Linked DNA regions of Homo sapiens: region 2 is linked to region 1. A link is an interaction called in ENCODE POLR2A ChIA-PET data of the cell type or tissue named here. Cell type or tissue: A673. All regions are shown on one strand. Each heading gives the region's core, and the rest is flanking DNA. Links, peaks and the distances in the headings are about the cores only. Region 1 overlaps BAHCC1 (BAH domain and coiled-coil containing 1). Region 2 has its middle 9.5 kb from the start of RENO1.

The links. Peaks named below come from ENCODE experiments on the same cell type or tissue, not always from the same donor. Only the 100,000 strongest peaks of a DNase experiment are listed, where the experiment ranks them.
Region 2: POLR2A ChIA-PET joins it to region 1 with 5 read pairs; 10 of 35 experiments call an interaction of 5 or more read pairs at or near these places.

What each region holds. Positions count from the first base shown.
Region 1 is chr17:81,417,651-81,422,029 of GRCh38, forward strand. The region is part of intron 2 of BAHCC1 (BAH domain and coiled-coil containing 1); the gene reads left to right. Among named protein-coding and RNA genes, the nearest start is that of MIR4740, 19 kb to the left of the region's middle. RefSeq lists an enhancer at 1-155. In A673, for the core only: no CTCF peak of the experiment used is centred there; DNase peaks (open chromatin) are centred at 1,171 and 1,931; H3K4me3 peaks cover 618 bases; H3K27ac peaks cover 4,000 bases.
Region 2 is chr17:81,353,258-81,357,636 of GRCh38, forward strand. No RefSeq gene overlaps it. Among named protein-coding and RNA genes, the nearest start is that of RENO1, 9.5 kb to the left of the region's middle. In A673, for the core only: no CTCF peak of the experiment used is centred there; no DNase peak of the experiment used is centred there.

The DNA of each region.
Region 1 (4,379 bases), core at 128-4,127:
TCGGTGGCTGAGCCCATCCTGTCATCATCACCTCCGGGCCGTTTCCACGCTGATTGGGTTGGGTACACAGCAACCACAGAGTTTTCCTATTAAGGCCTGAGAGACGCTGCCTCTGGGCCAGCGCAGGCTTCTGGAAGGTTCTCCTGAGCCAGCCAAGGGGCTTCCCGGGTGACGTGCTCCTGTTCCTGGGCGGGCGCCCCTCCCACAGGCTGCTGCAGGTCCCGGGCTGAGCCCATGGCTGCATGCTCTTGGCCTTCCCTGCAGCCCCTCCCTCGCTGCCCCCACACTGCTTCCCATCCTTTCGCACCTCGTTTTTCTCTGTTACTCCTTTCTCCCTGTGCCCGCCTCAGTCTCCACTTGTCCAGCTGCCTTCGTGGAGCCACAGGTGGTGGGGAGGTTTGGTGGCCCCAGGGGGCCAAGGCACCCTCAGACACTTCCAGGCTGTGGGGGCAGAAGAGGCAACAGTAAGCAGGGCGGGCCCCGTGTCCACCAGGTGTGGAGGGAGCAGTGCTGGACAGACGGACATCTGGTGGCAGCAGGTGTGCAGTCGGGACAGAGCGCCGCCCCGAATCTGGACAGTTTGCGGGCCCTGGAGAGGGCTTCAGATTGGAGAGGGTTCCAGGACAGCCCGAGAAACATTGGGTCCTGCTTCTCCACCACAGAGGGGAGCTGGGCCTGGCCACGTGACCTGTTGGCTGCCCGCCAGAATCTACAAGACTCCCAAGGGCCACTTTAGGGTCTGGGGTCTCACTGCCCCAGGAGACGCAGCTCAGAACTGAGCAGCTGTGCCGGGTCAGGGTCTGGTTCCCATGCAGCAGTGGGCTGGGGGGCTGGAGCTGCAACTTGATGGAGATCTGAGGCCCCCCTCTACCACCAGTGGGCCGGGACATGCCCCGACCCAGGGCAGCTGTTCATCCCGGTGCCGCTTCAATGCCACCTTTTGCACAGCGGAGGCCAAGAGCCCTTGCCAAGGTTCAGGTCAGTAAGTGGATAAGTCTGGTGGAGGCCTGAGCCCTGGGAAGCAGCATCTTTGAGGACTTGCCCAGCTGTGTGGCTCCCATGCCCGAGAACAGAGTCTGCCAAGGTGCGCACACCCACAGACGTGTGTGTGTGTACGTGTGTGTACGTGTGTGTGTACGTGTGTGCGTGTGTGTGTGTACGTGTGTGTGTGTGTGTGTGTGTAGCCACTCATCCCAGACATGTAGCACAGTCAGACCTTGTGTGTACACCCATAGTCACGTGCATATGCCCAGAGACAGGTTTGCACAGACACACCCCGTGAGTCACACACAGTCCCTCCCCTGCCTCTGTGCAAGTGTGAGTGTGTGCAAGTGTGAGTGTGTGCAAGTGTGAGGTGCACCCCACATCTCGAGTCTGGACCACTAGTGATTGCAGCCAGGGTGGGGGAAGCATCACTGGGTTGTATCTGGGGGTTGAGCCTGCAAACACCTGCACACCCAGCATGCACCTGCCTGTCTCCCAGCCACATCTGCACACTGGGGTGGCATGTGGCTGGGCCTCTAGCCCCTGCCACAGCAGCTTCTGGTCTCCTGGTGCGGGCGGAGGTCCCAGAGTGGCCTCTCACCCCAGGCAGAGCCTGGTCTCCCCACCCCGTCCCTCATTCCTCTTTCTGGGCAGCCAAATGGTCAGATGCTACACCCCTGCCTCCAAGCAGGCTGCACCTCCCCTCTGCATCCACGCAGGAACCTGTGCAGGGCGGCTTCCTCCCCGCGCTTTCCCGGAATGAGGAATGTGGGGCAGGGCCAGCAGGGGGGCTGCTCCTCCTTCCTGCCTCCCCTCCCGTCCTGCACAGCTCCCTTGGGAGCCTGGCTCGTGGGAAGTGTGCTTGGGACCGCCCATCACTCCGTTCCCAGCCACTCCTGGTGTCCCCCGCCTGGGCGGGCCCTGTGGGGAGCGGGGAAGGTGTGGAGCGGAAGCCAGTGCCGAGGGAAGAGGGGAGCCTGAGTGGGTGTGGGTCGGGGGTGGGAGCTGACGCAGGCGGCGGGTGCAGCCGCCAGACTCGGAGCCGGGGAGGCCCATGCCAGCAGCCCGGCAGCTGGGCTTCCGGAAGCAGCGGGAGCCGGGAGCCTGGGAAGGGCCTCGCTGCTTCTCTGGAGCTGCCGCCATCTCAACGAGGCGTTTTTTTTTTTTTTTTTTTTTACAACCCATTTCACAGTTTCCAGAAAAGGAGGATGCTGTCTCGGCGGCTCACTTAACTCAAAACAAATGCTCGCTCTGCCGGCTCCGCGCCCGCCTCTCCCGGCTCCCGGGCCCTGCCGTCCTCTTGTTCCGTCTGCCTTCAGTCTGGTGCCACAGGGCGGAGCAGGGTCAGCCTGGCAGGAGAGTGGGGTGGGGCACAGTGGGCACCTGGCCATCCGATTGCCCAGGCCCAGCCTCTGCTGTGTGGGTCCTCGGGACCCTGGATGGGGGCTGCTGGCACGGCTGCTGGACCGACCCTTACAGAGGGAGTGGCTCTCCGGGGAGTCCTGGGCTCCAGGGCCCCAGCATGCTCTGTACCCCTCAGGCTGCCCAGCATGTGTTGCCCTTCTTAGCCATCCATGGCAAGGAGCCTGGAAGACAGGTTGGCAGGAGGCAGGCTAGTTCCCATCGGCTGTCCTGGCCACTTAGGGCCACCTCTGCTGTAAGCCCATGTGGCCAGCTCTCACCTACTGTGTGCCGGCCTCCCCACACAGCACCCCTGGGCCGGGGCCAGGCTCACTGGGCACCGAGACTCCAGCCCAGCTGTTGTGCAGCTGTTCCCCAGTCTTCCCGCTGCTGGGCCACCCTGGGACAGCAGGTCCAGGCACAGCCTGCCTCCTGGTCTAGTTGGCTGGACCTTGGGCTCCGGGTCAGACTGGCCTCCCAGGGATGGGGCTGTGCCCGAGGACCTGAGCCACCTGGGGGTGGCCACAGCCCTCCTGGTGTTGCTGTCTCCCGAAACCATTTCCTCAGCTAGCCGGCCGCCCAAGCCAGGCCTCTACAGCATCTTGGGCAGAGCTGAGGTGGCCCTGGAGCTGGGGCCAGAGCCCGGTCTGGATCTAGAGCTGCAAACCCGGCCTGGGCCGGCTGGGCAGTGGGGGCAGCCAACTGGAGGCCAGTGTGCAGTCCTCGGTGGCCCCGCTGACACCGCATCCCGCTTACTGTCCCTTCCCCAGGAACATCCTAAACTCATGCTGCCTCCTGTGATGAGAGCTGATGGGAAGCCTGGCAGAGCGGCCCCAGGCAGGCTCTGTGTGGGGCCAGGGTGCCCTGACCATGCACGCGGGTGGGGACAGGCCGTGTTCAGCCCCCAGCGGAGCACTTGGGGCTATGGGCCTGGACCAGCAACTTAGACTTGGTCATGCTCCATCTCTTACCAGCCCCATGGCGGGCCCACGACCGACCTTGGGAGCATGATGGCACTACGTCACATGAGTCTGAAGCCCCAGGTAGGGGAGGTGCCACTGCAGGCAGTGCCAGGATGGGGCACTTGGTCTGAGGAGGTCTAGGTCAAGACCCCCTCCCTGGCCCCCAGCTGCCTCCGCCTGGGCTGGTAACCACAGCACTTCCTTTGCCAAGAGGAAAGAGCCCTCAGCCCGGTTCCCGGCTGGCCTTGGCCCACACGGTCTGGCCCTGGCTGGAGCCCAGGCTACACTCGGCTCCCAGGCAGCTGAGGCACAGGCTCTGTCTGGGGTTGGCCACTGGTCGGCGGGGGGGCTGGGGAGGTGGCAGCCTGGTCTGCCCACGGCTCTGCTGGCCAGTCACGGTGCCATCCCCAAACACCGGGAGGCGGGGGTGACAGTAGAGGCGTGATGCTCTGTCCTGGGGTTTCCCGGGCTCCTCGGGAGCTGAGTGGGATAGGGAGGGCCTCAGGTGGCCGGCAGTCCCGTCCCCCACACTCGCAGGGGTCACCACAGTAGTGACCACCTGGCAGGGCCTGCAGAATCTGCTTCCAAGTTTCAAGCCAAGGCCAGGACAGTGGGGGAGAAATCCACGCCTTTAGAGTAAGCATCTGAGAGCCCCCAGCCGTGTGCAGGGCCCCTGCTCACGGGGCAAGGGGGATGCCGGGCAGAGGCTCTTCCCCTGCCTGGTCCCGTCTCCGAGGTGCTGGCCTGCTGAGCAGCCAGTGAGACGCCCTGGCAGCAGCTGCCGCCAGAGCCAGGATTTCCAGAAGCAAGAGGCCACCCCAGTCCCTTGGGGGGGATGGTAGGGTCTCTCATGGTAGGCTCAGTACGCAGGATGCCTGGGCACGGAATTGGGGTGCAGCATGCGACCCCATGTGATACTGGAGAAGGGTATTTGCAGCTGTGCCCAGAAGTGGTCCCAGAACGCTCATGCGAGGGCCTCAGGGCCGGGGTCTCGGGTGACTCCGCTTCCTCTCGTGATTTTTTTTTTTCTTG
Region 2 (4,379 bases), core at 223-4,222, 64 kb before region 1:
ATTTGACATTTCCTTCAGTGATGAATGTATGACATAACTAAAATAACTAAAATGACTCAAATCATGCTGCGATTGTTGCAGATATCTTTTTTTGGAAACGGAGTCTTGCCCTGTCGCCTAGGCTGGAGTGCAGTGGCGCCATCTCGGCTCACTGCAACCTCTGCCTCCCGGGTTTAAGCGATTCTCCTGTCTCAGCCTCCCAAGGAGCTGGGACTATAGGCGCACGCCACCACGTCTGGCTTATTTTTGTATTTTTAGTAGAGACGGGATTTCACCATGTTGGCCAGGATGGTCTTGATCTCCTGACCTCATGGTCGGCCCACCTCGGCCTCCCAGAGTGCTGGGGTTACAGACGTGAGCCACCACGCCCAGCCAGCCAGGCTGGTCTTAAACTCCTGATCTCAAGTAATCCACCTGCCTCGGCCTCCAAAGTGCTGGAATTATAGGCGTCAGCCACTGCAGCTGGCCACAGATATCTCAAAATACTGTTTCTGTTCATCACAAACACATGTATTGCATGTACCAGAACTTTTGTGATGCATTAATATGTATAATTAATATGCATTAATGTGTACAAGTATAAAAAATATATGCAGGGGCAGGGTGTGGTAGCTCATGCTGTAATCCCAGTGCTTTGGGAGGCTGCGGAAATAAGATTGCTTGAGTCCAGGAATTCAAGACCAGCGTGGGCAACATGGGGAGCCCCTGTGTCTCTACAAAAAATTTAAAAATTAGCTAGGCATGGTGGTGCGTGCCTGTAGTCCCAGATACTTAGGCGGCTGAGGCAGGAGGATTGCTTGAGGCCAGGAGTTCCAGGCTGCAGTGAGCCATGATTGTGCCACTGCACTCCAGCCTGGGCAACAGAGCAAGACCTTGTCTCAAAAAAGAAATTAAGAAAGAAAGCAAGACAAGAAAAAAAAAAATATATATATATATATATATGCAAACTCATATACATTTATTATTGTATTGCAGTGTAATTGGTTCTCTTTATAATCCTATATACTTTATTTTAAAAAACACTTTTCAGAAGGGGTCCTTAGACTTCATCAGTGCCAAGTGGGGCCCGGGTCAATCACGGTGACCATGGTCACAGCCAGGATGGGTGGATGTGGGGCAAGAGTTGCACGCTGGACACAAGGGCCGTGTGCCCCAGGGCTGCTGAAGGAGATGCTCTCCCCTTCCTCTGGATCCCCCGGGTGTAAGTGGGACGCCTGCCTCTGCCGCAGCGCCTGTCAGCTGACTTGCTCCTGTCCTGAGTCAGAGCTGAGAGGTGGAAGGACTCAGGACCAGGAGGCGCTGGGGCCTCTGAGTGCTGCCCCTGCACCTGCCCACCTCAGTCTTGTGAAACGTTCTGCTTCTTGATCATGGAGGCCCGTTTGAGGCAGAGGCTCTGTGACCTGCACACACCTCCCAGTAGAAGATACTGCAGAAACACTGAAACTGGAAAGAGGGAAAAAGTCACCCCACACAAAGGTCCTGTTTTTTGACCTAGGTGTAGGCTGCACGGGTGTGTTCATTATGTGAGCATTCACAGGGCAGTATATTGAAAATAGGCGTACTTTGATATATGTTTATTATCCTTCAATAAAAACAGACAAATGCTAGCAAAAAAAGAGCAGCTATCGTAATATTAATAAAAGACCCAAAGAAATAAAGACCAAAAACATGGGATGGGTAGAAACCTATATGATTTCCGCTACAACCCTCACAGAGATACGCCAGCTGGATGGGCTGCTTCTGTAACCGACCAGCTGCAAATGACAGAAAACTTCCCAGCGCACGGGTTTGTCTCACGCAGTGCAATGGAAGGGGGTAGTAGTCCAAGGTGAATGCAGCCACTGGTGACATCATCTCAGATAAGGGTTCTGTCTCTTGGTGGCTTTCGGCTTCTGTCCTCGTGGTTACAGGATGGTTGCCGCCCCCCTAGTTATGATATCCTGTTCCAGAAGAAGAAGGAAGAGCTGAGGCAACAGGCCATCCCCACAAAGCTTCTCTCTTTCTGCCTACATCTCCTTGGCCAGAACCAGGTTATGTGGACACCCCTATCTGTGAGGGAGACCAGGAATCTGGGCATTTCCCTTGAGTAGAGAAGAGGAAGGCAAAGAGAAGGGTGGGAGTAGGTGACAAGCCTCTTTCTACAGAGTCGGCCACACCAATTGTGAACTACTGTGGACCAACCAACATATCTTCAAAACAGAGCAAAAAATTATAGAAGTACACTATTAATAAATCCACATTTGGTCTCAGACATTGAGACACCAAGCGGACCCAAAGCAATTAGGGATATAATAGATTTGAAAAGCACAAATAGGCCGGGCGCGGTGGCTCACGCCTGTAATCCCAGCACTTTAGGAGGCCAAGGCGGGCGGATCATGAGGTCAGGAGATGGACACCATCCTGGCTAACAGGGTGAAACCCCGTCTCTACTAAAAAATACAAAAAAAAAAAAATTAGCTAGGCATGGTGGCAGGCGCCTGTAGTCCCAGCTACTCGGGAGGCTGAGGCAGGAGAATGGCGTGAACCCAGGAGGCAGAGCTTGCAGTGAGCCAAGATTGTCCCACTGCACTCCAGCCTGGGCTGCAGAGAGAGACTCCATCTCAAAAAAAAAAAAAAAGAGAAAAAAAGAAAAGAAAAAAAAGAAAAACAAATAACAAACTTGATCCAACAGATCTATATAATGGAACTTTATAATCAGTGAACAGAGACTATATTATTTTCACACATAAATCAGTCCCCAGAATTGATCATTTATTGGACCACAAAAGAAATCTCAGGTCGGGTGTGGTGGCTCACACCTGTAATTCCAGCACTTTGGGAGGCCACGGCTGATGGATCACCTGAGGTCAAGAGTTCGAGACCAGCCTGACCAACGTGGAGAAACCCCGTCTCTACTGAAAAGAAATACAAAATTAGCCAGGCTTGGTGGTGCATGCCTGTAATCCTAGCTACTCGGGAGGCTGAAGCAGAAGAATCGCTTGAATCCGGGAGGCGGAGGTTGCCGTGAGCCGAGATCGCGCCATTGCACTCCAGCCTGGGCAGCAAGAGTGAAACTCTGTCTCAAAAAAAAAAAAACAGATAAATCTCAATAGGTTACAAGCAGAAACCATACCGTTCACATTCTTTGACTATAATGAGATCACTTGGAAATTAAGAGTAAGAGCCAGGTGCAGTGGCTCACGCCTGTAATCTCTCCCAACACTTTGGGAGGGCGGGAGGACTGCTTGAGGCCAGGAGTTCAAGACCAGCCTGGTCGGCCGGGCGCGGTGGCTCACGCCTGTAATCCCAGCAATTTCGGAGGCAGAGGTGGGTGGATCACAAGGTCAGGAGATCGAGACCATCTTGGCTAACATGGTGAAACCCCATCTCTACTAAAAAACCAAAAAATTAGCCCAGTGCAGTGGTGGGCACCTGTAGTCCCAGCTACTTGGCAGGCTGAAGACAGAGAATCACTTGAACCCGGGAGGCGGAGCTTGCAGTGAGCCAAGATCACGCCACGGCACACCAGCCTGGGCGACAGAGCGAGATTCCATCTCAAAAAAAAAAAAAAAATTATTTGAGACCATGTGGGCCTGGTGGCGTTTTTTTGTTTTGTTTTGTTTTGTTTGATGCATGCGCCACCACGCCCAGCTAATTGTTTGTATTTTTATTTTTATTTTATTTTTTGAGATGGAGTCTCGCTCTGTCACCCAGGCTGGAGTGCAGTGACGCCATCTTGGCCCACTGCCAGCTCCACCTCCCGGGTTCACGCCACTCTCCTGCCTCAGCCTCCCGAGTAGCTGGGACTACAGGCGCCCGCCACCACACCCGGCTAATTTTTTGTATTTTTAGTAGAGACGGGGTTTCATCGTGTTAGCCAGGATGGTCTCGATCTCCTGACCTCGTGATCCGCCTGCCTCGGCCTCCCAAAGTGCTGGGATTACAGACGCGAGCCACCGCGCCCGGCCTGTTTGTATTTTTTTTTTTTTAAGACGGAGTTTCGCTGTGTTACCCAGGCTGGAGTGCAATGGCGTGATCTCGGCTCACTGTAACCTCCATCTCCCGGGTTCAAGTGATTCTCCTGCCTCAGCCTCCCAAGTAGCTGGGACTACAGGCATGCACCACCAAGCCCAGCTAACTTTTGTATTTTTAGTAGAGATGTGGTTTCACCATGTTGGCCAGGCTGGTCTCGATCTCCTGACCTCGTGATCCGCCCGCCTTGGCCTCCCAAAGTGCTGGGATTACAAGTTTGTTTGTATTTTTAATAGAGACGGGGTTTCATCATGTTGGCCAGGCTGGTCTCGATCTGTTGACCTCGTGATCTGCCCGCCTCGGCCTCCCAAAGTGCTGGGTTTACAGGCGAGAGTCACTGCGACTGGCCAATTATTTGTATTTTTAGT